Linked DNA regions of Mus musculus: region 1 is linked to region 2. The links are chromatin loops, found by intact Hi-C in ENCODE. Cell type or tissue: heart. All regions are shown on one strand. Each heading gives the region's core, and the rest is flanking DNA. Links, peaks and the distances in the headings are about the cores only.

Evidence for each region. A loop is a pair of places that touch in the nucleus more often than their neighbours do. Peaks named below come from ENCODE experiments on the same cell type or tissue, not always from the same donor. Only the 100,000 strongest peaks of a DNase experiment are listed, where the experiment ranks them.
Region 1: it touches region 2 in a loop (5-fold over the local background); 25 of 42 quality-filtered maps call a loop at or near these places.

What each region holds. Positions count from the first base shown.
Region 1 is chr14:105,389,643-105,405,401 of GRCm38, forward strand. No RefSeq gene overlaps it. Among named protein-coding and RNA genes, the nearest start is that of 5430440P10Rik, 30 kb to the right of the region's middle. In heart, for the core only: a CTCF peak has its summit at 7,977 (motif pointing right); a DNase peak (open chromatin) is centred at 8,109; H3K27ac peaks cover 416 bases.
Region 2 is chr14:105,892,621-105,908,379 of GRCm38, forward strand. Spry2 (sprouty RTK signaling antagonist 2) reads right to left here and starts at 4,199. Exons shown (of 2, transcript NM_011897.3): 1 at 3,968-4,199; 2 at 1-1,181. The coding sequence starts at 1,130. The coding sequence ends at 183. In heart, for the core only: no CTCF peak of the experiment used is centred there; DNase peaks (open chromatin) are centred at 6,351 and 6,751; H3K4me3 peaks cover 1,506 bases; H3K27ac peaks cover 1,544 bases.

The DNA of each region.
Region 1 (15,759 bases), core at 6,884-9,383, 500 kb before region 2:
GAAGGACTCTCAGTGATAACACTGAAACAGGCTTCTCATTAACACTGGGTACTTTAGAGACAATTCTTCTCCTGTGTTTGAGAGTAATATCGATAAGGAAATGTCACTGGGAATTCATGTTCTACTGAGGGATCAGCAATGAAGGGAATGGGGAAGCAACGTTCCTTTTGAAGGGAAGCCAGGAACATGCGTCATTATTCTGGGCTCCCTATGTAAGGTGAGCAACTTGATTGGAAATATCCATGTCTAGAGGAAGTTTCCATAAAAGGGTTAGTTGTATAAAATTAATGAGGTCTGGAGAGTAAAAAGCCAAGATTAACATATTATTCTTGAAAGAAGATGCTAAGAGGGCGCACACATTTGTGATGCAGGAGACAAATTTGGGGTGTTTCCTTTATGTAGTATAAATACAGCTACACATAAGAATCACTTGGTAGAGAAATAATGAATCAAATCTTTAATGTGTGTGCCTACCTCATCTTGCTAAACTGGGAAAAACGCAGGCTCCATGAGAGAAATGTATTTCTTTTGAAGAGAGAGACATTAGGAGTGAAAACACATTGTTTAAGTATGAGAACAAGACTTACTGAGCAATCAGGAACCTGTTGCTGCCCTTGGGGAAGACAAGAGTAGGAGGGTAGGGCTGAAGATGTCAGGAGGTACTGTGCTGAGATGGCTGAAGAGAGGAAAACCTGAGCCTTTGGGCACAGAATGGGCCAATTGTCTCTTACAGAGACAAGGGTGGAGAAGCAGAGGAACAGCAGAGAGAGATGGTCCTAAGAATTCCTATCGGAAAGGCCTGCGGGGATGGCGCAAGCCACGCAGGTAACCCAGGCAACACTGTGAAGAGCAAGTGTGTGATGGAGATGTGGGGAAGATGGAAGAGAGGAACAGAACAAGTAAGCACTGTGAAGAGAGGCAAAACTGGAGACTTGATGGCAGTGACAGGTGGGGCGGAGACCTAAGGATGATGACGCTGATGGGTTGGTCCTTGCCCAGTAGGGTCAGGGAAGGGGTGTGTAACAGCCCAGAGCTTATGCAGATGCAGTGATGGTTTGAATATGCTTGACCTAGGGAGCAGTACTACTGGAAGGTGTGGCCTTGTTGGAGGAAGTGTGTCACTGTGAGGGCAAGCTTTTATATATTTCCCCTAACCATGTGGAAGCCAGTCTTCTCCTGTCTGCCTCCAGAACAAGATGTAGAACTCTCAGACCCTCCAGTGCTATGCCTGCCTGGATGCTGCCATGCTTCCTGCCTCGATGATAATGGACCTCTGAACATCTTTCTGTATGCTTTAAGTCATGTCTAGAATTGTAACCCTTAATGAAGTGCAAATAGTTGTTTTGTCCAAGGATAGTGACTAGAAAATAATATCTCTGTGTGTTCAGTGCACGAATAATTCTTTTAAATCTGTGGCTTTAGTTGGATCTGCAGATATGGTCTCACAGACAACAGAGAGTCAGCAGTACATTATTTCAACACGAAATGACTCCAACTGTTCAAGTCCTATGGGGGTCATAGTGCTAGAGACTCTGTAAGTAGGACCTGGTGATGTTTCAGAGGGACAGGGGGGCTTCTTAAAACATTTTGAAAATGCTGAATTCCAGTGTCTTACAACAAGATAATGCATGGATTATTTTGGAACAGTTTACATGGAAAATCCTAGTCCAAAGAAAAATATTAGTATTGCTGTCATTGTAAAGTCCCAGAACCAGGAGAGCGGAGGAATTTGCAACTGAATATCCTTCTCCAGGCCCGTTAGCACCTTCTAACGATTTCAAAAATCAGGGAATAGGCCACAGTTTGCTGAAGGGATAAGTGTTTGAGAGGCAATGAAGTTTACTTGGAGAATTTCGAGGCCAGTTTTATTTGAAGTTCGGTGTGAATGAACCCACAGTGCTGAGGATCCTTCTGGGCCTGTTTAAACAGTGGCTCCGATTTCCTTTCTGAACAGGTCTGCGCGTCAGCCAGTGAGGGTTACAAATACTGATCTGTGCTCTGTGAAGCCCTCTTCTGGGACAGGGCATGGTGTAAACCCCTTTGCAACCTAACCCTTCAAGCACCAGTCCAATCCGCACACCTGCAGTGAAGTTTTTCTTTACAAGTCCGGTCTCCAGCCTCTCTTCCACCAAATGCGTGCGCACTGGTTGCGGCTGCATTATTGATCTGGTCGCTCATGTATGTGTCGCAAACTGGAGAGTTTCGTCCACCGAGATTCTGGGGACTGCTGCTGCTTAAGAGAAGATATCACCAACCCACCCACTCCCGCTTCCTGGCCCTGGCATTCCCCTGAGCAGGGCGGGGGAAGGGTATAGGGGACTTTGGGAATAACATTTGAAATGAAAATGAGGAAAATATCTAATAAAAATAATAAAATAAAAAAGAGAGAAGATATCACATATTTATTAACTTCTTCTGTTATGAGCCAGGTACCATCCAACGTCTGGAAACTTTGCAGTAAATAAGGCAGACAAACATTCTGGTCGGGGAGACAGACGATAAATACCAGACAAGCAAAGTGGAAGCCGATAAGATAATGGCAAACATCGTTAGAGCTGGGAAGACAGCAGATCAGGAGCATGCGCCACATGGTCACCAGGATCGGGAGCATGCGCCACAGGGTCACTCAAGCCAGGCTTTAGGAGGGTCACATGATAAGGCTTTGCATTCCATAGTTACGTGCAGTACTGAAGATTGTCCCGTAGGAATGTAAATTTCCCAAGGGATGTGTGATGTGGTTGAGACAACAAAGCCCAGCATCGTTTTTTTCCTCGCCATGTTGCTTTCCTTGGAGATGTGGAAGAAAGCTTAGGCCATAAACTACCTGATACAGCTTAGTCATTCAGTATCGCCAACATACGAGTGAATCCAGGGACAGGATTCTGCAGTGCAACAACTGGTTTTGTGGAGTCTCCTAACTTGTTTTGTGCCGTGATGCTTTCGACAGTTTGTTGGCGCCCGTAGAGTTCTTCTCTGGGTAATCATGTATAAACACAGTACACGAGCTTACTATGGAAACTAACAATAACAAATATAGCCTACAGTTCTCTGAGCTCACGGCTGAGAACGGCTCAAAGGCTATACAGGGGTTTTGCTTGCTTGTTTGTTTGTTTTTGCTTTTTGCTTTTTTCCCCCCTCATCAGAAATATTACAAAGCAGAGACTAAATGTTGCTAATCAGACGTCTTGATCTATAGAGATGGCAGGATGGCCATTAGGAACCCAGGCAAAGCATGTCTAACACTGGAGAAAGAGAGGGCTGCGAGTCTTCTTTGTTTACCTCTAGATGAAGTTGAACACATGTTTAAAGTAGTTTGTCAGATGGAGGCTCAGAGAGTGATTCAATGGTTTGGTATGGTTTGGTGAGTTCTGGGTCGTTAGGTCAGACTACTTGGGTGAAGAGCAATTTAAATGACCATGACCTAGATAGAGAATAAAGTGGGCTTAGAGTCTCAGACAGGTAGGATCTTCCTGGAGCACCTGAGACCTGGCCAGTCTGGCTATAGATGTGTGCGAGGTAAACAGGAGGCAGAGATGAGGGCCACAGTGGAGGAGACAGGCTCCACAGTCAGGGTTACAGCCTGTGGCAAAGCTTGCAAGGGAGAAGTCGAGACGCTCGCTAACCGTGAGGTCCAATGCCAAATGACAGTTGTCCAGGAACTGGTCCAGTCCTTCCAAAAGAGTTGTACTAGTGAGTAAAGCTGACACAGGTGACTGGGTGACGCACAAAAGAGCAAAAGAACTACCCGCCTTGAGATTTCTGATTCTCAAAGGCCACAGGAAGAAGCAGCTGGTAAAGTCACTGCACCAGGTACCTTGCTCTTCTCCTTCTTGCTCCCGTCTCATCTGGCCCATTTCCTGGATGTGTATCACAAAGGCCTCCACATAGTCATGCTATCATGTACTTTCCTTTTTTTGCTTTGTGTTAAATTTTTTTTTTTCAAATTGCATTAATTTAAAAACCAACCAACCAAAAGAAGACCAGTGGAATATTTTTAAACTTCTTTTTCTCGGTTGCTTACCACATATAAAAACATCATGAGAACTCTATGGTCCATGCATTTAAAATAGATCCCATTTTTGCTTTCTTGAGGACAGCAGCTTTTCAGCAGGACATTATTACCTAAGTTTTAGACATTTCCCTAAACCTCATGGCAAAGCAGCTGAGTTCTTGAATAGTTTTTGTTCTTTCCCCATTAAAATTCTCCACTCTCATCCCTGCTCGTACACTCCTTCTAGAAACACAAAGCATCTCCAGTAATGTTTAGTAATTTTGATGTTAATTAATCCATTTTTATATTAATTAGTCCACTTATGTTAATTAACCCACCTTTTGTGTTAATTAATCCACTTTTTCCCTGGATAGCGGTTATGTTTTGCTCGCTTCTTTGCCTGCTTGCTTATTTTTTTGTTAGAGACCAAATTGTGAATTTTGTAATGTTAGGTGCTCCTTCGATGTTTTTCTTGTTATTTAAATCTTTGGGGGCTTTGTTGCGTGGCGTACCTAGGCTGATATCAGTCAGTCTCTTTGGAGGCATGCTTTGATGCCTTCTTTGGCAGGTGTGGTGCAGCCTCTGTCTGATTTAGTGCCACTGCTAAGGGGTATGGAGGTGTCTGTGTTTGTGAGGAAGGCTCCTCAGTCTGGCTTCTGAGAAATCAATGTGTTCTTAACTTGGGCACGCATTCCTTTTGTGGGGTCATAGGAAGTGCTCAAAGAAGCCAGGCAGCCCTCTCTGGGTTTCTGGGCTCTCCTTGTCTCTCCCATCTATGGGATCAAGCGCTGCTAATTCTAGCAGCCTTGTGACTTTCAAGTTCTCCTTATCCAGACACACTACAGACTTTTTCAGGTTCCTTCTCCCTGTCCCTCACTGGGAAATGAGCCTTAGATTTGAGACAGAGGTCTTGATTTTCAGAGCTCACTGTTTTTGATTATTTGTTTTTGTTTGTTTGGTTTGGTTTGGTTTGGTTTTCTCCATCTCTCATGGTTCTGTGCCTCCTGTCCAGAGTCTGAATAGTAAGTTTTCTTCTTAACACGTAGTAGTAAGTTACACAAAGATGTTCCTAGTGCTGTGTCAGAAGTACATGACCAGAAACAGAAGAGCTTACTGGCTCCAATGCATTCTCTCTGTCTGTTCTTATCTCTCAGGATTTCCTGGATTTGCACTGTATTTTATTAGGTTGTTTATTCATTCCTACACCGGAGCCTAGCACGGTCAACAGCTCACATGTGCCTGCATGGCTAAGAAGCATTCTCTTCTCTTGCACATTTTTGACTTAGCGAACAGATCCTACACAACCCCAGATCAAGCAGTATTCATAGCTGAAGCGTATTTATCTTTAAGATGCTCAGAGAAGAAAACTAATTTTTTGTTTCACGCATAAGTGGGATGGATGGCAGATCCTATGCATGATTATCTTTACAGTGCATCCTCCCATCTTAATGTTCCTTCACTCAGTCCTTCATTCCTTCTTCAGGTCCTTCATTCATTCATGCTAACTAGCATGGTTCAGTTAGAGCAACGGGAGTGCTGACAGATTCTCTTGTAGATGTCGCAGCAGGAATCCCTTGCAGGCAAGGCACGTTGTCCTTGAGGTTTCCTACAGCTGAGCTACAGAGATTTACAGTCTGCCATAGCTCATATTAACGTTTACTAAAAGGCTGCTAAGGGCTGGTGTGAAGGCTCAGTGGCTAAGATCACTCACTGACTGTTCTTCCAGAGGACCAGAGCTCAGTCCCTAGAGCCCACATTGGTCATCTCACAACGACCTGAGCCTCCAACTCCTGGAGATCCTCTTCTGACCTCCAAGGGGATCTGTGCACCTCTCTCTCTCTCTCTCTCTCATAAATAAATAAATAAATAAATAAAAATTTAAGGCTATTAAGACAAAACCCATTTTATTCTCATCTGAGGTTTAAAACACTAGTGATCCAATCTCCAAAGTTTATATATTTCTAGACTCAGAGAAATTTCTTAAGATACAGAATAATCTACCAGATTTTGTTCTTGCATGTTCAGACATATGCAGTGAAAAACTCTATTATCCAAAACAGTGGAAAAATAATTTCATAAGCTTCTGGATGTTGAAGTTATTACCTGAAACTTGCATACTTGAGATATACAAAGATTTTTTTCAATTGAGTAGCGTTTTGGTTTTTTTTTTTTTCTTAAACTCATGGTACATAAGTGGTACATTATAAGAAACTTTAATGATGGTCCCACAAACAATTATAAAAGTCTTTATTCCTAAAATACATAGATCTTATTGAAGTGGAAGAGCGTAGATTTGGAAATGTATTTTCCTAAATCACATACTATGTCTATCCTGGTACCAGTGTTTACTCCTCAAGAATGTCGACAGCAAAAGATAAGACAACTGGCCTTAGCATCCAATGAGAATAATAGTTATTCTCTTGGTTTAAAATGAAATGTAGACTCTTGATTTAAACAGAAAACAAAAGACAAACAACTCTTAGTAGTCAGCATTCACCACTAACCATCTGATTTCAGGAACATGTCTATTAAGTACCCGTGGTAAAGGAAATAGCATTGTCTCTATTTAGACCCCTTACCCCTCTGCAACTCTCCTCTGATCAGTGAAGCCAGGAAGGAGAGTAAGGAGGGAAGAGCCATTCCTGGATGTCTCTGACTTGAGCATAGCAGCACCTCCGCAGATTCTGAGCTCTTTGACAACATCTCTGTGTCCTGCTCTGTGTCTTGGATCTTAGGCCTTTGGCTTCCTTGGGCGTGAAGACCACCTAGAACTCAGTCAACATTTTGAGAACTCCCCTTGCTCCCGCGGCGTCTTTTTGTGGGCATTTCTTTGTCCCTATCCTGTACAGAACGCACGGTGGCCTGTCTTCCACTGCTTGCCCATGCATCGGGCTGAGTGTGTGAAAAGGACACACCTGTCCTGTTCTGCCTGTAGGAATGATATTGCCTCTCAGGTTCGTTTGTGCTGATGCTTCCCCCACCTGGATGCTGTCTCTAGGTTACTCGGGCCTGAATCAGGAACAGCCCACTCCGCTCCTCTGTTTTCGGAGGACACAGAGAAGTTCTGAGTGTGCTATCCTCAGTCTCTATACTGGGCCTCAAGGCTGAGACGCAGCTCTGCTTTTCTATCCTGCCTTCAAAATGGGAGTGGATGAAGACATCACACACACCTGTTGCCCCTAGGGAAACTCTCCCCAAATGTTCAACTCCTTAGTTTTTCTAATTTTAACTTTTTTTGTGGCAAATAGTGGGCATGAGGGGTGAATGTCGCAGGCTGATTCCTTTGCTGATTCTGACATACATGGACATGGAATTATATTTTTTTTTACTAGGACAGTAATTGTCATTTTCTAGCATTAAAAACTTAGACCAAAGTAGTTCCATGCTAAAAACCTTTCATGCTTACATTTTAAAACATGTTAACTTGTCCAGACCATGAAAAGAAAAATATCCCCCAAAGGAACTTCTGAGAATTGACATTAAATATTTGCTTTACATTCTCAATGTTTGCAGGAAGCAAATTTTCTGTGCTTTTAAGTTTATTTTCTGATTGTTTTTGCTATTTTAATGTTACATTCTGCTCCAAGAATGTGGTCTTAATTGACAACATGTGTCTTTAGGAAGTCAGTTCAGGGGACCAATTATGTTGTAAATCACGGATTACACTGAGTCATGTTTCATCCACAAAATTCCAAGTTGGCGCTCAATGTAGAGACAATAGAGATGAGCATGTAGAGACAATGGAGATGAGCATTGCTTTGCACATGGAACTCCGAAGAGTCCTCAGGGAGACTAATACTTTCTTGGAGGCACAAGGTGTTGCTCTCTGGTATTCTTCACCGTAGCTGTGAAAAGAAAGCAAACACTTGTCCGCACTTTCTTCCACTTTCCCACCCTTGGCTTCCCCTAGAAATAAAAAGGTCTTCCATGTTGAATGAAACCTTAATCCGGGTTCCAACTCTGTGAGTCAGTAGATGACCACCAGGGGGCAGTTATGTTAAGCTTGTGGGCTTCCGTCTGCGGGCATGGGGACTTATGGAAGGTTTCAGAGCAGGATAGTGACCTGCTCTGAAGATGAAATTGGCAGGCAAAGTGAAAGAGAAATAAAGGCAGAGCCAGATCCCGGGGCTGCATGACTCTGAGGAGAAGTGGTGCAGCGGCCCTGGGGAAGATACATCAGCAGAGAACAGCATTCTGAGATAACGCTGGAAGAAGTGTTAAGGGAGTTGGAGGGTGGGTGGCTATGGAGGGAGACTAGACACGGAGAGCAAGTTTTCTGTGCCTGGGATGTTTATTTCGAAGATGATAATTCTGAGTTATTGCTGCTTAGGCATTACCCCTTTATATGAAATCCATTTCGTTGAAGTAAAATTAATAAAAATTTAAAGTGTATTTTTGAAATTGTCATTCTTCAAAAGTCTCCTAGAATACTTAAAGTATCAGTCTCTGACATTTGTGGAGGATTCAGGATTAAAGTGTCAGCTGGTTCTGTGCGAGCATGTGTGTGTGTGTGTGTGTGTGTGTGTGTGTGTGTGTGTAGAGGAGGGGGGCAAATGTGATGTCTGCCTTCCTTTGTTAGTTATCATGTTTTTCTCCTTTATTAAATCACAGATAGTTGGAGAAAGAGGGCCCCGATCTGCCTTTCTAGTCTGATTTACAGTCACTAGCCAGTGGAGAATTATGGGTACATGTCTCAGGAGACCTTTGTGTTAATACATAAATCCACATTATGTCAGAGCACTTACACCTCGACATTTTAACAGAATGGAGAGTAAATGCAATGTTTGCCCAAATATCAGTGAGTTCAGCCCATGATGGTGTTGCATCTTGGAAAGTTTTCGAGCAAGCCCCTGAAAGATGGAAGCTAGAAACCAGACCCTGTCAAACACTGCTGTTAATGTGACCCGTGGATTCTGACGTTTTAAATTTCAGTTTTGCAATTTCTTTTTCCTCTGTCCTTTCACTGGTTCAGCTCTAGCAAAAGTAGATGATGTCAATTACAAAAATAAACACTGAAGCTTGAGGGGTTTGCTATTAGAGAACCTGAAGTTTTGATGTAAGATTCAAGATAAAGAACATCACGCCAGACTTTCCAAATTATGTAATTGGTTCTTAGCAAACAAGCACTTAGGATAAAAAAGTTTCAAAAGCCACATGTGTCTGGTTTCTCTATTATGGTGCCCTGGAGTTTTAAAGCCACCTTCCCCAGGTCCCCACCACACTGATGCGTATTTTCCTGAAGAGTGTCCCTTTCATACAGTTGCGACCACGTGTGTCGTGGCAGTCATCCTCCATGGGATTTCTGATTCACCTTTTCCCACCACCTTGAAAGGCTCTGTCAATCATGAGTTTGGATAAGGCATTCTTTTATATTTTCTAAAATATATTCAGGGCTGCGGAGTTGGCTCAGTAGTTAAGTAGTGTGTTGTACAGCTAGCAACAGTGAGGACCAGAGGTCAGCTTTCTGGCATTTACATCAATGCTGGGGGGGGGGGGGGAGTGGGAGGGGTCTGCTAGTAATTCCAGTGCCTTTACAGCAAAGTCACAGATCCTAGGAGTGAGCTGGACAGCTAGGCTGGCTGAATGGACAACTTTTGGTTTTGAGGGACCATACCTCAGTGAATAAGATGGAGAATAATCAAGAGAAATTCCTTATGCTAACTTCAGGTTTCCACAGGCATGTGCACACACATATACCTCCAAACATATGCAAACGATCACATATGCATATACATTACACACCACATAAACCCCCCCCCCCCATATAGGAAAATGAAGCACAGTCAGAGAATAACCCTTGACAATCCCCCATGATCTCTTCCTTGAATCACTGTGATTGCCTCTAGGCAGTCTCCCTGTATCCACCACTGCCTCTTTACAGCCTGCTTCATAACCTTGATGCAAGGATTCCGGATCCAGCTTATGTCAATTCTTGGCTGAAAATTCTGCCATGGCTCCAGGTTTCAGATTTTAAAAAACTTTCTTTAAAAAAAAAAATAGCTTTACAGCCCTCCTCCTTTCTCTCTTCCCAGTTCCACTTTGGGTACCACCCCACCCTGGAGCATCTTAGTCCCAGCAGGTCTAGGCACATCCTCTCCCAATGAGGCCCAACTAGGCAGTCCAAGTATGGGGTGAGGGGATCCAATGGCAGGGGATAGACACTTAGATAGCTCTCATTCCACTTGGTACGGGAAGCACATGAACACCAAGCTGCAGATTTGCTGCAGATGTATAGGGAGTGTAGGTCCAGCTCCTGCTGGTTGGTGGCCCAGGCTCTGTGAACCCCCATGGTCCCAGGTTAGTTGACTCTGCGGGTCTTTTTGTGGTATCCTTGACCCCTCCAGCTCACTTACTTCTATCCCCCACTCTTCCACAAGTCTCTCTGGGATCCACCTGATGTTTGGCTCTGCATCTGTCTCCATCCGATGCTGGATGAAGGCTCTTGGGAGACAGTTATGCTAGGTTCCTGTCTGCAAGCATAATAGGGGCCTTCAAAGGACCTAGACCTTTTTGCTACTCTGACCTCATCTCCTATGTCTTACCCCTCCTTTAAGGTACTCTGCTTAAACCTGCCTGGAACATTCCAGGCAGAGTAACCACCTCATTTCCGTCAAGCCTTGCTACAATGCTCCCTTCTAGATGAAGCCAACCCCAGTTATCCTTCTTTATGGTTCAACCCGATCTCTACCTTATTGACATCATATTCCTTTGTCCAGTCCATGGTGTGTGTGTGTGTTTCTAATATGTAATATAATTTATTTACTTACTTTGCTTTTAATTTAAAACAACGATCTATAATTTACCACCTATCCATTGGGATGAAGTTTCATATGGACAGAGATTTTTGTCATTTTTGTTCATTGTAATATCATGGCTACCTAAAACCATGGCCAAAACAATGCTTAAGAAAACACAATCACATCTAATAAATACTAAGAGTGCATACTGTCCCTTCAACCACAAAGGTTCATTGGTGAAGCTGACACAGTTTGAGAGTGATGTGGAGATCTGTATCATGTTACTTTAATAATATCGCTGGTGATGATGACAAATTATGTAGAGAGTGTCCTTGTTAGTAGGAAATAAACAAGATGCATCTTGGAGTCATAGAGGATCTGCTAGCATTGGATTTTCTGTGTGCATATGTGTGGTATATGCATATGCGCAAGTATGTGGTATATGCATGTGTGTGCACGTGTATGGTAACACATGTGCATGCATGTGTATGGTATCTGCATATATGAATGTATGTGGCATGTTCATGTGTATGCATGTGTAGTATATGTGTGTGTGCATGTGTGTAGTAGATGCACATGTTCACATGTGTGTAGCATACGTGTGTGTGTGCATGTGTATGGTATATGCATGAGGAGACCAGACTTGGAAGCTGGGTGTCATTTTCTCTCACTGTCCACTTTATTTTTTAAGATTGGTTCTCTCGCAGAACTTGAAGCTAATTTTGTGTATGCGTATGGATTCAGCAAGACTGGCTGGCCAGCAAACCCCAGAGATTCTCCCGTCCGTCTCTACCTTTCCAGCACTGAGATATCAGGAGCAAGTTGCTGTGCCTGGCTGTTTTACGTGGATGCCAGGGATCCAAACTCAGCTTGCCAGGCTTGCACACCAAGCTCTTCTCCAACTAAGCCTTTTTCTGAGCTCTAACAACTGGCTTCCAAATCGTGTTCACAATGGCGATTTGTAAGAGTGCAGTAAGTTAGAGATCATTCCAGAGTAAAAATTACAAATTATCCTGCCTTTTCTATGGGTAATATAGGGGAAGAGGGGCGGTAGGTGCGGAACAGGAAAGAAAGGGGGATCACACTGGAGAATAATTTTGGTTCCCAGCAATATTTTATTGTCAGTTATTTATGTTAATGTTCCTTGGTAGGAGACTTTCTCATATTGCTGCACAGATTAAGGTCTTTCTCTTTCACTCTGTGGCCATCACCTCCCTTCAGTGCCCAGAACTCTGAGGGCTGGGCCAGGAGGTTAGGATGCTACATCACCTGAAGTCAGGGCTTATTCACTTATAGCTGGGACCCTAGGCCTGAGCTGTGGCGAGTCTCTTATTTAGGATCCTGGTAGGCTATGACCACCTTTAACTACATCGCAGGCCTGCAAGGCATTTTCTGTGGGGAGCGGGTGTGGCGGCAGTCCCAAAGGCGCCAGGGACTGCAGCTAAGTCATATGACTTGCACCTGACTTCCTCATATAAGACACAAACATCTTGAGTGCTGCGCAGGTGTACCAGGATACAGGTGAATCCAATTTGGTGGAGATTTGCCCCTGCTGCCCTGATTAGCTGAAGCCTCGTGACTGGCGAGGGGGCGTGGCCTGCGGTGCGTGGATGAGAGAGAGTATAAAAGGAGTGAGAGGCCCAGGGTTCGGGGGAGATATAAACAAGAAGAATCAGGACTGAATAAACTGCTGTTAGAAGGACTGGTGGTCGCATCGTTCTTGCTGGTCGAGAGCAGGCGCGACAATTTTCTGAATTAGTAATCGATAGGGAATAGGGGAGGGCTCAACCCTTTGTGAGTGGTGCCATCCCTGGGCTGGTGACCCCAGGTTCTGTAAGAAAGTAAGAAGAGCAAGCCACAAGGAGCAAGCCGGTAAGCAGCATCCCTCCATGGCCTCTGCATCAGCTTCTGCTTCAAGGTTTCTGCCTCACTTGAGTTCCTGTCCTGACTTCCTTTAGTGATGGACTACAATGTGGACTTGTCAGCCAAGTAAGTATTTTCTTCCCCAGCTCTCAGGAAATAAATAAATAAATAGAGAAATAATAAGCAAATAAAGTTTTCTACAAGTCAGCAACAGTCCCCACAAACATGATTCTATATGGGAAGTGGGATTTTTTTTTTCCCTCATTGGGCTGCTCAGTCAGTTACTTTATGACAGAGCAAGACAGTGCAGAGGCTTCTCCATCTTGCGTTCTTGCTGAGGCCATTTTAGGTTTAACTAGAATTTGATTTCCTTGGGAGAGAATCCTGTGGAAAGTTATCCAGCTCCACTCTAGGAACCCAAGGTCAAGACGTCCTAGCTAATTTATCTCAGCTTCGCTTAGGCTGCTCGCTTGTGTAAAACCTCTCCCGGATATGGCCGCGTTGGTCTTGTCTTTGTTTTTGTTTGTGTTTTTCCTTTTAAAACCCCTCGCTCTAAGTCCTTGGTGCTCTGCGTGGGTCCTGAATACCTGGGTGTAGTCCCATCTAGCTGGAATAAAGACTTTCAATTGCCTATGGGCTGTGTCTCGGTGATCTGGTGGGATAGGTGGGGTCCCTGCAACAGCTCCTCTAAACACATAGCACACACTCTGAAATTTACACAAGCACATGAACAATAATAAAGCATCTCTCCCCCTCAATAAAAATGGAGGCTTAGGGCTATCAGAAAACGGTGTTCAATAAACCCCAATAGAAGCTGCACAACGTTTGATAGTTTCCATTCAGGATTCCATTCTGCCACCTAAGTTGTTTGTTTGTTTGTTTTTTCAGGACAAACAAGTCACTAAGGCCAGTGAAGATTCGGTGGAGAAAGTAGCAAAGAATTTATGAACAAACTTAAATGTATGCTGTGCGTTTTGGTAGATTGTTTACATCCCTTCATTTGCATGTCTAAATACCCAGATCTTCTAGTTCCTCAGCACTGGTCCAGATGTAAGATTCTCTACTGAAGCTCCGTGAGCCTCTTGATATGAGGCCTTGTGATCTGGCTTTTCTCACCCTTTCATCCAACCCTTAACATCAAATGGGAGACCTGGCACATCATAGCTATGGTCAGTCAGGTTCAAACAGGAAGACAGACGCCCCATGACGAGCCGCTGGCAACAACAGTCATGGAATCTGCATGTGTCGCGACGGCCTTGATGAGGCCCTTCTGCTGTCTCAGGATGATTGTCTGTGGCTGTTTCGTTCTGCACTGTGGATTCTCCCCTGTGGTTACTAAGTCAGTTTTCTTACCCCCCTCTCAGCCCCCCTCCCCCCCCAAAAAATGATCCTTGGCTTTCGTAACTAAGCTTAAAGAAAAGGAATCAAACTGTTTAAATCAATGACCACACCTAGCGCTGAGCAGTCTGCAGTGCTCTGATACTGGATGTAAACATGACTCAGTTTATTGTATACTTTTGACTTTTACTCAATCTCAAAGAAATAGAACACCCATTCTAAGCGGCAGAGTATCTATTTGGGAGAATGTCGCAAGAATAACAGAGCCGATGCAAAACAAAGTTTTCCATTTTCAGTCTTGTGTGGCTTGGCATTAATGGGGACATCTAGGAAGAGCTTGCGCTTTGAATTCTAGTTCCACCAGAAATAAACAGAGGTAAAGAAGGAAACTCATTGGTCCTCCCCCTCCTCCTGATATTTGCTATTGTTTTTATTAACTTACTTTTTATTTTTTTGTCTTGTAAAGATGGAAGACAAAGTTCCTTTTACAGAGATAAGAGTAACTACTGTGGTTCATATTTTTAGCTATAACCCATGGTCACCATGAACTTTCTGAGAGCATTTTCCTGTCACCTGACTTATAGAGACATTGAGAACTTCTTGAAAGTCAGTGGATTTATAAAGGCATATTAAAACTTCTTAATATGATAAAGGAGCATAGAATAAAACTTGGACATCAGGCCAAATTTTTTTTCAACTTTTAAAAAACTTGCTTGCCGAGATGGTTAAATCGCACTTTTAGCACAATCTAACGTACGCCTTCTTTTCTTCTCAGCAGCCTGGTAACTGTTGGCTTTTTTATTTTGTTCTCAGGCTAAGGGCAGATAGGCATGTCCAGCACACACTTGGAACTGATGACAGTCATGAGCTAATGATTTGATAGCATGCATATGTTCTTCACTCTCTGAAGAGAAGCTTGGGTGAGTATCAGTTCTGACAGACTGGGATGCCTTATCCAACTCGGACTGAACCAAGCCAAATATTGTTGGCAGTTTTCTGGTAGAAATAAGATATTTCTTATGAAGCAGCTAAATTCTGACTTAGAAATAAGAGCTCCTAAAACCGATGTGCTTCTGTTTCTGTCTTCAGAGGTGACTATCTGTGAAACAGCAGAGCCTTATAAGGAACCTGGACAGGGATCAGACAAAATAAACAAGCCATAGCCATGAAAATATAGGGTTTAGAGAAAGCAACCCAAGTTTAATTTTACAAGAGGGAAAAGATGGCAGTAGATAAGCTCTTCTGACCCACAAAATATTGCTCCTACAATGTGTGGGAAAATAAACCGACCACAGGGAAACCACACCGAACTCTGAAGAAATTCTGTGCAGAGTCTGGTGTTGATCATAAAAGCATTTAATGTACCTCCCTTCTACCATATTCATATAGGAAGAGGATATTTGGGTGGTACCTAGAAGTTAGAGCTGGAAAAAGATTTAAATTGTTCTTTAGCAAGTCTATAAGCTAAGGAGTCTAAGATACTTAGCTCAATGCTTCTGATTATATCACCAGAGCCTCTGACCTCATTTAACATGTCTGACCACTCTGTCACTATGTTGAAACCCACTGTTTTTGTCCCTTCCTGTCACGTATTTTATAACTGTAGTACTGCGAGTTTTATAATTTTATACAAAAAAAGTACTATCTTTGGAAGTAGGGATTCAAGATGAAAGAAGAGGAGGCAGAGAAAGCAAAGCAAAGAAGAGAAAAAGAAACTTTTGTCCTTAAAGACTTACTTTCTAGATTGAGTCAAAATCAAAATGCTCTGTCTGTCTGTCTGTCTGTCTATCTATCTGTCTATCTACCTACCTATCTATCTACCTAACTATC
Region 2 (15,759 bases), core at 5,392-7,891:
AAAAAAAAAAAAAGGAAAAGAGAAAGAAAAGCCTCTCACTGCAAACCACAAATCCCCTAACCCTCTACGAACAGTGCCAAGATTACAACTGTTTAGTTGGTTGCATATGTGTTAAAAGGGGGGGGGGATGGGAGGGGGCGGAGCAACAATCCCTATTACTGCAATATTCCTGATTAATAATGCTATGTCGGCTTTTCAAAGTTCCTAGGGGGGACAGTGGGAACTTTGCAGCAAACTGTATTTGAGTTTTTACAACGACAACCCGGCCTGTTCACTCGGTCATAACACCCCTGGCACAATTTAAGGCAACCCTTGGCTGGAAGGTAACACCATAAACAAGGCAAAAAGAGAGACATGACTCCCATCGCTGACCATCGCGTACAACAATGGGACTGGCTGCAAGAGCACGGGTTGTCAGCACAATTGTCCTCATCGTCATTGGAGCAGTGATAGAAGAGACCTTTCACACAGCACACACAAGTCCCATAGTCAATGACGTTCTGGGCTGAGCAGAGGCACTGCTTGTCACAGATCCAGTCCGACGGCAGGGGCCTCGGGTAGGTGCACTCCTTACACTTGCACTTGCCGCAGTCCTCACACCTGTAGGCATGCAGACCCAAATCATCCTTGCTCAGTGGCTTAACGTCACCAGGCTTGAGCTCCGATTTAGGCTGCACTCGGATTATTCCATCAGCAGCAGCAGGCCCGTGGGAGAAGGACGGTCCTAACAGTCTCTGTTCCGAGGAGCTGCTGCTGGTACTTGTCCTTGTACTGCTCCGAGACCCTGAGCTGACAGTGCTGATGGACCTGGACAGAGGGGCCCGTGAAGAATGGACCTGCGAGGGCTGGAGCCTGGGAGGCTGGCGGTGCTCCGGCAGACCGTGGAGTCTTTCATGTTTGTGCTGAGTGGAGGGGCGAGGAGCAGGCTTGAGCCCAGGTCTTGGGACCACAGTAGGGCCCTCTGTGTACTCATTGGTGTTTCGGATGGCTCTGATCTGATCCAGAGACAAGACGTGTACCTGCTGGGTAAGGGCATCTCTTGGATCCGGCTCCCCGCGCTGCCTGCCACTGTCATGGGCTGTCTGCAGCAAAGGCTGCGACCCGTTGCCACTCTGAGCTCTGGCCTCCATCAGGTCTTGGCAGTGTGTTCACCCCAGCAGGCTTAGAACACATCTGAACTCCTGGGGAAACCAAGAGGAAAGAAAATGGTTTACACTCTAAGACTTCCCGTTCTCCACCCACCAGACTTGACAACTCTTCCACTTCCCTCATCCTCTAGAGAAAATGGGACTTGGAAATGCGCTGGTGGTGGCTGAGGTAGGAGAACAGCTAATGGTCGAGGCATGTTCTCAAAAGTGAAAATTAAGGCTAGGCCCTGACAGTTCTGCAGTCTTAATAAGAGCAGAAACGCAAAGCTAAGCTCTACCGATTCACTGAATGCTTCACTCAAATAAACATGCAATTTAGAAGGCTCCGGCCGGATGAAAAAATTGTCAGGAAACGCTGGCGCATAACTGCTGCCAACAGTTTCACAGGTATACTCTTCAGATCTTGAAGTAGGTTTAAGTTTGTCGCGATCATTTTTACATGAAACACCAACAAATACCTACAACGTATCGGTCAAGTCTTTTTTTTTTTTTCTACATCACACTTGCACCGTGAGTGGTCTAATCCCTATCTTTTTCCAATCCCATAGGACGGCTGTGATTAAAAAGAACATTTCAAGGGCAATTAAAGCGGAGTTTTAAATAAATATTATTAGCATAAAGTTATATAATTAAAGTAAGTCATCTCGAATTCCATTAGGTAGCACGTGAAAATAAAGTCCTAAGACCACAACTTGTACATCAAATATTCTACAGACCCACATCCTAGGCGTCTAGCCTTAGGTTCCGAACCACAAGTCATTTTTTAATAAATAAAGCATGCACACACACACACACACACACAAAAACACCCCATGATTTTCTCATCTTGAAAAATACCCGAGAGCACAAAGCAAGTAACTGCAACAAGAAAAGTTTTAGGAATCTGAAATGTCACAGTGGAAGCCTATGATCCTGTCAAGTAAACTTAAAAATTACAGTCATGCTTCGATTTAAGTACCATCCCATCCCCTCTCCCGAGTCCACATGAAAATAAAGGAAAATAAGCAAAACCGGATTTTTTTTTTTTTTTAACCCAACCTCTGCTTTTTGGAAAAGGACAGCGAACAAGGCAGGTGACAAACCAGACAGAGCTGGAAACCGGATCTGCTCACCTCCAACAGCAAGGTACACAAGGCTGTTCTTCGCTTTCAACCCGTTTATCGGCTCTATCTGCGCCCCCACACAGTCCCCAGCAGGTGGGACTCAGCTAGAACCCCGGGGGACTTTTCTCCAGGCGGACTGACGCTGTCCAGGGGCCAGCCCGGCCCCTCCCGTGTACAATCTGCAGAAGCTGAGGCAGGCAGGGGGCGCGGGCGCCTCCGAAGGGGACGTGTCATGAAAGGCACGAGCACACTTTCCCCTCCTCCACCCCCGCGGCTAAAATTTCCCCCAACCCAAGAGGAACTGCCATCCGGCCCCAAGAGGGGGAGCCACTCTAACACGCCCACCCCCCCGCCGCAAGGTCACCACAAGGTGTTTCTGGGAAGGCCCTCAAAACGGCCGTCCTCACTAGTTTCCAAAGCCGACGGCCCGAGGAAGAGCCGGGCTTAGGGCGCACAGCTTGCACCCACACTCCCAGAGCGACTCCACGGGGCAATGACCTAAGCAAGCACTGCCTGTAATCTGCACACGCCTACCTCCTTTTAGATCAGAAAGAATAAGACATACTTCTTAAAACGAAAGAAAAATAGCTTCATCCAGAGCCCCACTGCACCCGCCAGGCATACACAACTATGAGCCCCGGGGATCGGAAACTTTTCCGTGAGGACCTGCTTGCTGTGCAAAGTAGCATCTTTTGGAAGAAAAAAAAAAGTTGATTTCTACAGATCCCTGGCCGCCTCCAATGCAGCCCCCCCCCCTTCTGCGCTCTCCCAGTTCCTCTCCCTCCCCCTTTGAGTGCTTTGAAACCCCCATTAAGAACAGTGTGTGATCAGACTAAGGATTAGGGGGAAAGGACTTCAGCACTAGGGTGGGGCAAACCGACACAGAAACCCCTTTGTAAAAAAGGCGTTAAGACTCCAAATCTTAAAAACAGTAACACAAAAGAGGGAAGGGGGGAAAAAACTAGCCTTTTTTATTTTGCCACCTACTTTCAGGTAATGGAAAACGATCGCGACCACTTGATATCTCTTCCTGTGCTAAGTCAGCCTCAGTGTCCAAATATATTAAAAAAAAAAAAAAAAGCGTGACCTAGGCCGACCACGAAGAACGGAAAAAAAGAGAAAGCTGCACTTCCGAACCGCAGAGACGCGGCGCCAGGCTGGGCGACGCTCCCACCCGCACCGGGCTAGACTGTCCACACCCGGCAGAGGCGGGGACTCCCTCCGCCTGGCACTCTCGCCTCCGCTCGCCTGCCGGGTCTCCTGGCCCGGTGAGGTGGAGAGGTGAGAAGCCCAGTACCGCAGCCCCACAGGCGCCTCCGCCTCAGGATGGCTCTTCTACAACTTAGCCTTCAAACGAATGGAGGAACAGGTTAGCAATGCCAGAGCCTGCAACAGCGACCTAGAAAACACTTTGTGTTTTCCCTCCCTTAAAGCTCTCGGCGACTGAATCGTCGCCAATGCAGGGATAGGAGTAGAACGCAGTGAAGCGGTCCTCCGCCCCAAACCCCTTACGAGTGAGCTGTCGTGGGACGGGGGATACTGCATAGGCGTACCCTGTAGCCCGGCCATGGCCGAACCCCTGTTCTAGGCGAAGGAGATCCGCGGGGTAGTTCCCTAATGCTCCCGAGAAGCAAGCTGGTTTAGTGGAGAGAGGAACCCGGACCCCACTCCCGGCCGGCTATGGTTCCAGAAGGGGAAAAGCCAAACGCTCCTCACCGTGATCGCGGCTTTGCACCAACCCCTCTCCCTTGAATCCTCTTCTTCCAGCGATGTGCAAATAAATCCAGTCCTGATGCAAACTTTTTCCTTCTTTCCAAACTCTGCTTCAGTCCAACTTCCAAGCAATCGGTGGATTAAAACCACGGGGAAATTTTGGAACCCAGTCCTCCACCGTTGGAACCCTCCCGGATTCCGGGATAGATGACCTCCCTTCCAGAAGCGCACGCGGAGTATTTCCTTTTTCCCCCCTTCTCTCTCTCCTTTTTTTTTTTTTCTCAATGAACAAGAGGCCGAAGCGGCAACGTTGGCGAGTCTCTTTTTTTCCTGGTCGATGAGAGAAAGCGAGGCGAGCACGGCCTTACAAAGAACCTAAGGCCAGCTCGCCAAGACCCGGGGGCCCGGGGCTGCTCCCAAGTGGAGGCAGGCGCGGGGCCGAGGGCCGGGCCGGGCGCGCGCGGGGGCCTGGGCGCTGCGCGCTCCGCCGGCCCCTCTCCTCCGCTGGCGCTGCGGCGCGCAGCTCTCGCTCGTGCAGACTGGGCGTTGCGGAGGCGCGGCGGCGAAGCCGAGGCGGGGGTGGGGGTGCGGAGGGGGTGGAGGCGGCGGGGGAGGAGGGTCTGGGGCCCGGCCGGGGATGGGGGGGGGGGGTACGGGGGGGGAGGGCGCCGCTGGCCTGCGCCCTCGCCTTTCCGGAGGAGGCAGGGAGCTCTGCAGCGGCCGCGGCAGCAGTAAATGGCGTCATGTGGATCCGAGGCGGAACAGAGCAGTTGTTGTCCCAGAGGATATATCGCATCCGGTCCCAGCTCATTGGCTCCGCGGGGCTACATTCACTCGCGCTCCAGCGCCCGCCAGCGCTCCGAGCCGCAGGAGGCATTCAAAAGGGCAACCGCGCCGCCCCGCGCGTCCCCAGCCGCTCCTGCAGCCCCGGCGCCGTCACGCGGGGCCGCGCGGGCCGCCGCGGGGTCAGTTTATCTAGTTTCAAGGAAACACTGACCTTAAAGGGTCCCCCCCCCCATAGCCCCCACCCAGAGGCTACCATACCAGCCCGAGGCTGGCCTCGCTTGGGGAACTTTCTCCCCCTCGCCGCCGGGAGGGGAGAAGGAAGAACGTTGCAAACTAACCCGGCCGCCCGGTGCTAGCGAGAAAAGCGAGTCGCAGCTTTTTAGATTCGATTCGGAATCTCCATTTCGATCCTACCTCTTCTCTCCTGTCTTCCCCCCCACCCCGCCCCGCTCCACCGCACCCCTCCCCCACCGATGCCCAGGGGGCGAAGAGGGTGGGGGAACAGGAGGGGGAGGGAAAGGGGAGCGGGAAGTGAGGTGGGAGGGCTATTGGTTTATTCTTTGTCTACTGGATTAACCCGATTATACACCGGGCACCAGCACAGCCCGCCTCCCCCACCTCCCGAGCCTTGTACGGGAGGAACGGAATGTAGATTCGGGTTTCAAGTCCCTTCTGCTCTGGCTGGGATTGGCTTTGGATTGTGTGTGGACTTGTAGTTTGTTAGAATTTCCTTTTTAAGAGGGATTATCTATAGATGGAGGCCTTTTGAAGATTTTTTTTTTTTGGTACTGTTTTGCTCGATGCAAAAACCTTTTAAATTAATTCTGTAATACCCACGCGATTACTCAGGGCGACATCATGGACTTCCGAAATGGGGGGGGGGGGGAAGAGTCTGTTTCACTACAGAATTCCTCCTTCGCGAAACCATAAATAAAAAGAGCGTCATCTTTCAAATCCCACTATCTGTCACCTAGAACATTCTCATATAAGTTCCTCCTGTTCATGTTGGAAGCGGACTATAGTTAACCATTTAAAACTCTAAATAGGTACTCTCTGGCCGCGGCTGTACTAAGGTGCCTGCACATGGAAGCACGCGCGGGGGGGTGGGGGTCACTGAAATGCATCCACACGCACACGTTGCAATTTTAGCTGAGATTTTACATTTTTTTTTTTTAAACCGGAAGGTACCTGCTATAAGGTCAAAATCCCCGCACAGCACCTGCGACCTTGCACGGTGCGAGGTTAGAGCTCCTAAAAACGTGGAGATTGACTTCTCTCGCTCCAGTCCTCACCTGTTCGCTGCTACCCTGGGCTCTAGCTGCCTTCTGGCGACGTCTCTAACTTATCCTGGCACCTCATTCGCCTGGCTTGCGCTCTCTCCTTGCCCTCTCGGTGTTTCTCCAACCACTCTCCTCCTTCGCCTAGGGTTTGGAACTAGAGATGGCAGGGGAAGTGGCATGCGTTATTTCCGGGCGCTGGCCTGCGTCCCCCCAACTCCACGGCTGAGGGTGGAAGACGCTCGATCGGCCGACTCAGTCGCGTCCCAGCCACTCTGGGCTCAGGACAGCAGGGCCTCTCCGGCCACCGCGGCTCACGCGGCGTCGGAATCCGTGGAGTCTCCAGCAGGCGAGCGCGGGCGCCGCTGCGCTTCCCGAAGGAGCCGCCAGGGGGCGAGCGCCAGGCGCGGGCCTCGAGCTGCTTTCTTCTGCGGGACTCAGTACCTGCTGGGGGGCTTCCTTTCAAAGAAGTGGGTTGGCCGGCTTCGGGAGTCTAAGATTTCTAGTATAAACGTTAGGCAAGGTGGAATTTCTTGTCACCCCCCTTAGCCACATTCCCTTTGAGATTGAGCTGGTTCGATTCCGAAGAAATTCGAAATTTCCACCCAGGAGCTAGGAGGGTCAAAGGCAGGTTGTGGGAGGCAGGTCAGAAAGGAGTTGCTGGTGTGTGACCAGCTAGCATCTGAAAGCAGAGCTGGCAAGGGAAACACCTCCCCTCACACCCTTGCACCCGGTGGCCGCTTCTTGGGAGACATTTGCCCCATGCCATTTCCTCCAGCGCCGCAGGAGCTCTGCCAACAGGTCATTAGGAATCAAAGCATAAAATAGAATTTAAATCAGGAACTTCCGGATGCTTGGGGAAGAATGTAAGAATTCCTACTTATCTTTCATACATTAGAAAGGATTTTAGGTAATAATCTACTGGTTTTCTCTCTCATAATCCTCACATTAGGAAAACATTTTTACCTGTAACTTAAGAGCAAAATAAATGGAAGAATCTGTTGGATTCTCTTAAATTATTCCTTAGGCTGTATCTTAGTGCTTTATTGTTTTTCAGCCAGTGAAGTGTATAAGCTACTATATTGTGCTTCCAAAGACTACTGTTAAAATAAAAAAAGACTAATTGTATTTGTGCACACATTGTATATGCACAATGAGGTGTTTCATGAAACCGCTGTGCCTCCAAATCAGTTATCATGCTCACAGATTAAAACTGGAGTCCACTGTGGAAGAGAATCCAGGGTAATGGTAGCGCTCAGACAAACATCAAGAGAACTCTCACTTTCAGATGTGTTGTGGAAAGTTCTAGAAAGAGAACTCTGCCCTAAGCAGAGGTTTTACCACTTGTCAGGCACTGTGAAACAAAACACAAACAAGTCCAAGGGACTCGATGTTGCAATGAGATACTCAACTCCAGGTTCCCAGGACTCGTGAAGTAATATACTTTACCGGGGCTAGCTGTTGAGCAGAGTCTGCTGTGTACTAGTGTTCTCAACTCTGGCTTTATTTTCTGATTTCATATATTTGTTCTTCATAACTATAGCCTTCCTCATTTGTTGTTATTAGTGAAGTAGAATATAAACACTCTGGGACTCTCACCTCCTCAGGTCTTTGGTAGAAGGTAGTGAAGAAGAAGGTGTAAGCAAGCATCTTTAGAGTTGTGTGCAATGAACTGAAACACTGTTTAGGATTGTCCTTGCCAGCTGGTCTAAGCTGTTTGGTCTTCTTTACAATGTGGGCAAAGTGTATCTATAAAAGATTCTCAATCTAGTTTCTTTCTGAGATTTGAAAAAAAAAATCCCTTCACCTTCCTAGGTTTGGTGTTAGTTTTGAAAATGTAAGAGAAAATTTTGCAAACATACAATGTGCTTTTAACACAAAGAGTTAATCAGTATTTAAACATTTTGTTCTACTACCAAAGGAGTTTTTGTTGGTTTGTTTTTTGGTTTTGTATTTGTATTTAAAGACAGCACAGTTACATTTTGGACCAGTTGGCCACCATTTTCTTTTTACAGCCCACCTGAGGTAGTAAAATTCATTTATGCAAGAACTCTTCCCGGACCTTCCAGCAGCAGAGGGCTCTGTGCTGTGGGGACCTTTTCATTTGGCAGCCAGGGCTGTTATCATTTTATGTTTTGAATTTCTTTGATTCCTCACATTCTGGTGATAGTGCCTCCAGGAAGGGAATTGGGAGTGGCTTCAATAAAGAAGCAAAGGAATTCAAAATAGACCTCTTGATGTCTTATCTAGATTGCTTGGAGGACTGGAAGCAGTTTATCTCTGAATCTAACCTTCTTCCCAGATGTCCTTCATCCCTAACTAAACTCAGAGCAGGATCTAAGGTTAACCAGGGGTGAGAGGAGTAGTCTTGATAAGTGACCTTGAGCTTCCGGCTCCTGTCTGTCCGCCTACCGCTACCTCTTTAGCTGGAATCCACCTGTGGGTTTGTGCTAGTTAATGAATGAATATTCCTGCTAGATGCTTGCACATCATTAGTACAATTTATGCAAAGTCAGATAGGGGACTGAAACTTTTTAACAAGGCAAGAAATGATTCCACTGCTGGCTCCATGGGTTTTTCTTTTTGTTTTTTCAATGTATTTGCTCTTTGGCCTAAGGATTAAACTTCCTTCTTAGGTCTGCATGCTCAGAGATTTTGTCCTTTGTCCTTTCAACTTCACATTTACTCTCCTGTGTGTTTTCTTTGTTTTGAATCTTTAAAAAATTAGATGCTAAAGCCTTGTGTAAGTGAGAATCAGTTGTGGCCCTTGGCCTTTGGTAATGCTTAGTAACAGTAGCAAGATCTGGCTTCTGAATACACAGGGTATTTTAGTTTGAGTTTTAGACAAGGTCTCACTATGTAGCCAGGAAGGACTCCCTGCAACCTCTGGGCAATCTTCCTGCCTCTGCTCCCTAACGCAGGCAGACAGGCATGGTTTTTCCACATGTGTGGATGTTTTAATTTTATACTTTTCATTGTGTGGGCATTGGGTCAAAGGGCACAGGAAGTTCAGGCTGTTCTCTAGGGAAGATGTGGTCCAGAAATTTCTACCACGGTTCTTATTTTAGCAAGACACCAAACTATGAAGGCCAGCAGCCAGTTCCAGGTCTCAGTGCACAGGTGACATCTGAATAGGTCTGGGTTGGTGACTAGAGTATACCTGTGTACACATTTAGGTTACTCTCAGGGGAAGAAAACGTTTTAAAATTACATTGAAATATTAAATTACAATATAATATATACAATGTAAATAAAATTGTCATTGAAATATTGTAGAGTTATATAAATCAGCTTTTAAAGATACAGACTATGCCAAAGTTCTGGGCAATCTACATCAGGGTTCCCCTGAACTTTTTCGAGTTGAAACAAAGTTTTTTGGGTTCTAACACTAATACGTCTTCACTAGTAGTTCTCAACCTATGTTGCTATCCCTTAGTGGGGGTTGTCGAATGACCTTTCCATTAGGGCTGCCTAAGATCATCGGAAAACCAGAGGTTTACGTTAGGGTTGATACCACTACCAAAAGTACAATTATCAAGTAGCAACAAAAATGATTTTATGGTTGGGGTGGGGTTGGGTCATCACAACATGAGGATCTGTATTAAAGGGTTGTGGTATTAGGAAGATTGAGAGCCACTGGTCTACAGGTTAAGCATATGATACGTTTTGTAGGATTTTTGCTTTTCTTTCTTTCTTTCTTTTTTTTTTTTTTTTTTTTTTCTTCTTGAAAGCCAGGTTTTCGGCCAGACCCTCCTGGAGCTCCCAGGACCCTGGACCACCAACCAAAGAGTACACATGGAGGGACCCACAGCTCCTGCCGAGTATGTGTCAGAGGATGGCCTTGTTAGACTTCAGTGGAAGGAGAGGCCCTTGGGCCTGAGGGTGTTCAGTGCCCCAGTGTAGGGGAATGCCAGGGCAGGAGTGTGTGTGTGTGGGGGGGGGGGGGGGAGCACCCTCATAGAGGCAGGGGGAGGAGGGTAGGAGGGTAGGATAGGGGGTTTCCGAAGGGGAGACCTGGAAAGGGTAAAACATTTGAAATGTAAATGAAATAGACAATTAAACAATATTAAAATGAAACATTAAATACATTTTTTTTAAAAAAGGAAGAAAGCCAGGTTCTTGGTTTTGTTTTACTATTTCTTTAAAAAGAAAATATTCCAGTTCTATTTCCAATTAAGGAAGCCAAAGAATTTAATTAAGTTAATAGTTTTCAAGTCTTATCTTTGTAAAAAGCAGAATCTCTAGGAGCTGGAGAGACTCAGCGGTTAAGAGCGCTTGCTGCTTCTGCGGAAGATCGGGGTTTGGTTCCTAACACCCACCTAGTGACTCACAACTGCCTATAGTCTCTCATTCCAGGAGATCTGGCGCCCTCTGCTGGCCGCTGAGAGTACCAGATGATGCCCATTAAAGACGCACATATATACCTGCAGGCAAAACCATGCACATAAAAGAAAAATAAGTAAATATTTAAGTAGATATATCTGTTTAATCTTTTTCCCTCTGATTTTAGACAGAATCTCAATTGTCCCAAGGTGGCTTGGGCTGGAAGATGACCTTGAACATCTGTTCCTCTCTCTGCCTGTTCCCCAAGACTCCAAGTCTAAGCAATGTCTGGTTTATACTCTACCCCAGCCCGGGGTTATGTATCATGAATATGGGCTAGAAAATCACGTCAAAGTCTGGTATTGCATACACGCAAGTTTTGAGACTGATTTATAATTTGGCTTTTTAGTGACTGAAAATCATTAGGGAATGTTTTTACCCTCTGTATCTGTTTGTTTGTTTGTTTGTTTTGTTTTTCCAGACAGGGTTTCTCTGTGTAGTCCTGGCTGTCCTGGAACTCACTTTGTAGACCAGGCTGGCCTCGAACTCAGAAAACTGCCCGCCTCTGCCTGCCAAGTGCTGGGATTAAAGGCGTGCGCCACCACGCCCGGCCCACCCTCTGTATCTGAACTGGCTTAAAAGGCTGTAGATTTCAGAATTATTGAAACCAGTTAACTGGTTCTGGTGTTTTCTGTTTGTTTATTTTTGTTTTTTAACTGTATTTATTCACTTCACAACCAGTATCCCTTCCCACAAGTGTTCCCCCCATTCCATCTTCTCGTTCTCTTGAGAAGGGGAAGCCCCCCTCTTTGTGTTGCTCCCCCACACTAATTCCCCCTCTCCACCCTGCTGCCTTTTGAGTGCTAGGATTGTAAATCTGCTCCACCCTACCTAACTCATTTCTTTTAGGATAGAATTTAAATAATTTGCTACTGTGAGAATATTATTATGTCTTGCATGATTACTGAAGCAACTTTGATGGAAGCCATGATTTCTCCTCCCCCCACTCTGCCATCTTCTATTCTCCCCTCTCCCCCATCACCTTTCCTTTCCTCTTTTCTAAGATGGTCTTTTATGAAATGCAGACTCTTCTCAACCTCTTCTGTTGATTTTTTTTTTTTTTTACCCTGGTTTAAATTAACTTTATGGAAATGTAAGGCTACAGGCTATAGAGAAGAGCGAAATTAGCACAGGACACAATGGCAGGTGGATATATGCAAATAAAGGTGAAAATTGGGGGTTGTTTTTCTTTGGTGAGCTTTCCCTGCCTCTTTCCGGCTCTCTCTCTCTCTCTCTCTCTCTCTCTCTCTCTCTCTCTCTGACCCCACCATCCTTAACACACACCCAGGGGACACAGCTCTTGAAGATAGGACATCATCCTGTGTCTTGGAACTCATTCATTCTGCAAACCAGGATGGCAGTGAACTTGAAGCAATCCTCCTGCCTCTACTTCCCTGAGTGCTAGGTTTGTCCTACTGTACCTGGTTGAATTTTTCATTTGAAAAGTGCATTTGGCCAAAAGTACCTAGCTGTAACTTGAAATTAAGAAGTTACATTTTGCCGGGTGATGGTGGCGCATGCCTTTAATCCCAGCACTTGGGAGGCATAGGCAGGCAGATTTCTGAGTTCGAGGCCAGCCTAGTCTACAAAGTGAGTTCCAGGTCAACCAGTGCTATACATTGAAACCCTGTCTTGAAAAACAATAAAACAAACAAACAAACAAAAATTACATCGTGAGCAATATTGTAGCTTAGACAAGTAGAGCCGGAACTTTGCTGTCAAGCTTAGGGCCCCATAGTGTGGAATTGACATAAGAAACAATGTCCTTGTTGCCAAATGATCACGCACATTTATTCAGATGAATATAGTCGAGACAGACAAGGTCACACGCAGGTGTAAGACATTTGCTGTTTGCAAAAGAGTTGACAGCACTTATTTAAAAGCTACATGTGTTTATCAATCCGTTTGTTATTAGAGTGGAGAACAATGCAGGAGTGCCAGAGCACAGGCGTGAAGGTCAAAGGGTGACTTTAGGTGTTGGTTTTCTCCTTCTACCATATGGGTTGGGGATTTAACTCGGGTGATCAGGCAGGCTTGCGGGTGTGTGCAAAAGGTGGCAGGCATCCTTAACTACAAATCTCGCAGGGCCACAGAATGAAACTTGTCCGGCAAAAATCAAGGATGTATAGTATTTGTCACACAATCTGATGAAATCAAGTAAGAGTAGCAGAAAGGGCTGGGTATGGTGGCACACATTTTTGATCCTAGCACATGGGAGGCAGGGGGAACTCTAAGTTCAAGACCAGCATGTTCTACAGAGCAAGTTCCAGGAGAGCCAGGGCTACACAGAGAAATCCTGTCTTGGTACCCCACCCCCAACACCTGAATAAAAAGAGTAGTGGAAAGGAAATCTCCAAGTTGTGGACAGGTTTTGCAGTTTTCGTTCTGTGTGTATACCTTTAACTAATTTTGTTTTAGCTGTATATACATACACCATCACTCTCTTCAGACACACCAAGAGAGGGCATCAGATCCCATTACAGATGGTTGTGAGCCACCATGTGGCTGCTGGGAATTGAACTCAGGACCTCTGCAAGAGCAGTCAGTTCTCTTAATTGCTGAGCCATCTCTCCAGCCCCACATTTTACTAATCTTGACGAATGAACTTCTTAATTTTTTTTTAATTATTGCAGAGGCATGCTTGCATTATATCCTCCAAGATGTTGAAACCATCCATAAACTGTCTAGAAATGCAGCTTAGCTCATAGAGCATTTGCTTAGCACGTATGACGCCCTGCCTACGATTCATACAATTCCCACCAATGAAAACAGTCATTCATGGAAAAGCTAGAAATTATATTATAAACTTGCAACTCTCACCCTGCCCTATGAAAGCCCATCAAAAAAAAAAAAAAAAAAAAAAAAAAAACCAAGCTAAAAAACAAACAAAAAACCTCAAAATTCAAAACAAAACAAAGAGCCGTATCTGATGCGCAATGTTGAACTATTTTAAAGGTTCCAGAGATTGGAGAGGTCAAGCAATTGGATTCAGTTGATGGTAGCTTTGATTACAATCCTCCATTGCCAAAGTATCCTATTGTTCTTGATAAGGATCCAAGTTCTACACATGACCTCCAGGGCCTACCACTCAGCCACTTCCCCTCACCAGCCTCCTTGAGGTCGAGCCTGGGTTGCTCAAGAGTCACCCCCTCTTCCAACAGAGCCTGTGAACACGATATTCTCTGATGTACTTCTTTGGACAACTTTTCTTGTCTTTTAACTCCAATTTATCTTTAAATACCGGTTGCCATATTCTCAGGAAAGCTTTCTCTGACCTCTTTGATTGGTCAATTAGTCCCTCCTTTTTGTCTCATGACTGTCTCAAAAGCAACCGCACTTGGAATCAGCCCATTTCTTCATTAATTACTGTCTCCACTTGTATTTTAATGCCTAAGTAAAAAATTTTTGGGTTTTTTTTGTTTGTTTTTTTTTTGTTTGTTTTTTTTTTTTTTTTTTTTTTTTTGTTTTTTTTTGGAGACAGGGTTTCTCTATGTAGCCGTTGCTGTCCTGGAACGCACTCTGTAGACCAGGCTGGCCTCGAACCCAGAAATCCTTCTGCCTCTGCCTCCCAAGTGCTGGGATTAAAGGTGTGCGCCACCACCGCCCGGCAGTAATTTTTTTGTATGCCATTTTATCCCCATCTTTGAAGAGCCTGGTGTGAGTAAGTACTCAAAATTATTTTTCAGTCAGCTGAATAAGCAAATGATTGAGATAATGAACCTTAGTTCGTGGCTGTAGAAGTCCTGCCTGTGGTGGGTTCTTGTGACAATACCATGACAAGGTGTCCTCTAGAGAGTCTAGCACATGCAAAGTTCTCAAAAACACAAAGAGATACTTTTTGTGAAATTGGTCTTGGTAGTTTATTTGGGAAAATTAGCGATTTTTTAACCTATTTTTTAAAAATTAATTTTAATAAATACAATTTAATTACTTAAATGTAGTTGTTTGCATTTTGTACCCAAATAACAGTGTAGAAATTAGCCGGGCAATGGTTACAAATTGAGTTCCAGAGCAATACAGAAAACCCTGTCTCGAAACAAACAAACAAAAGAAAGAAAGAAAAGAAAAAACAATGTAGAAATTTAGAATGCGTCCTTATGGTCCTGGACCTCACTCTGTAGATCAGGGAGAACTTTAACTCAGAGAGCTGCCTGCCTCTGACTCCCAGAGTGGCTAGGCTTATAACTATTGTTGATAACGTTTATTAATACTCAGGGTTTCTATGGAAATGTTAATCACACGTTGGCTTTTATTTTTTACGTATGGCCTTTCCAAAGCATGTAAACATTTTAGAGGAGAAAAGACCACATGGATGAGATCATTGCTTCTGACAGAAATGTCTCATTAAGTTGTTTGCTCAGAACTGGCTGGGTGTAGAACACATGGCGAGAATTGCAGCTACTGGGGATGCTGAGGCAGAAGGCTAGAGCTTAAGGCCAGCCTGATGGAAACAAGAAAAAGCAAGCACCGTCTTGTGTGAGTGGCTGCAGCCCTTGGTTACTACACGACACATGATTTGGCTGTATGTTTGGAGGACTGAACTCTGTGTCTGAAATGTCCCTAGACTTCCATCCTCTGTTAAAAGAAAATATATGTTCATTTATATTAAATTATGTTTAGATATTTACTATATACTAAAATGCAATGAATCTTATTGTCCCACATTAAGTTCCTATGATTCTATACAGGCGAATGCGTGTGGCTTGGAATAGTTATACCCATAATTCTCCGTTTAGAATCTTGCATTATAGGGCAGTCACGTTTTCCATGAATTCTGGAGAAAACATCCACTATTCTCTGCTATTTAAGATCAGTGTGGCATGGCCTTCTGCAGATGAGACCCCTGTCCTCAGAACCTTGGCTGGGGGTGGGGGGGGGTGCTGGTTCCATCATTTTGCTCTGTGATCTGTGAAGGAAGCAATGCCTTCTGAATGGAAGGAGACTGGGATCTAAGTGGAGAGATGAAGAAGCCAGTTAGGAGGAGGTCACTCACAGGAATCCAACAAGCCAGGTTTTAGGTCTGATTGTGGGCACTTGAGGATGTGCTGGCCCACCAGAGCCAAGGTGGCTAATGAATCAGGCAACCCGAGAAGGACCGCAAGAGAGTTGTTGGATGCTTCAGCCTTATTTTATAGGTCTCTAGCATTCTCTTCTTTGGGTATATAAATGGTTGTGTCTCTTTAGTGTTGCTGTATGAATCGGAATAGAAAGCTTGTTCCTAGGTGATAGTCATATTCTGGGGGACTATTCAAAAGATGACACCTACCTGGCAGAAGCAGTCAGTAGGGGCGAGGCCACAGTTCTAGTCACTCTCTGTGTCCTGGTCCCCTATGGTGTGAGCAGCTGCTC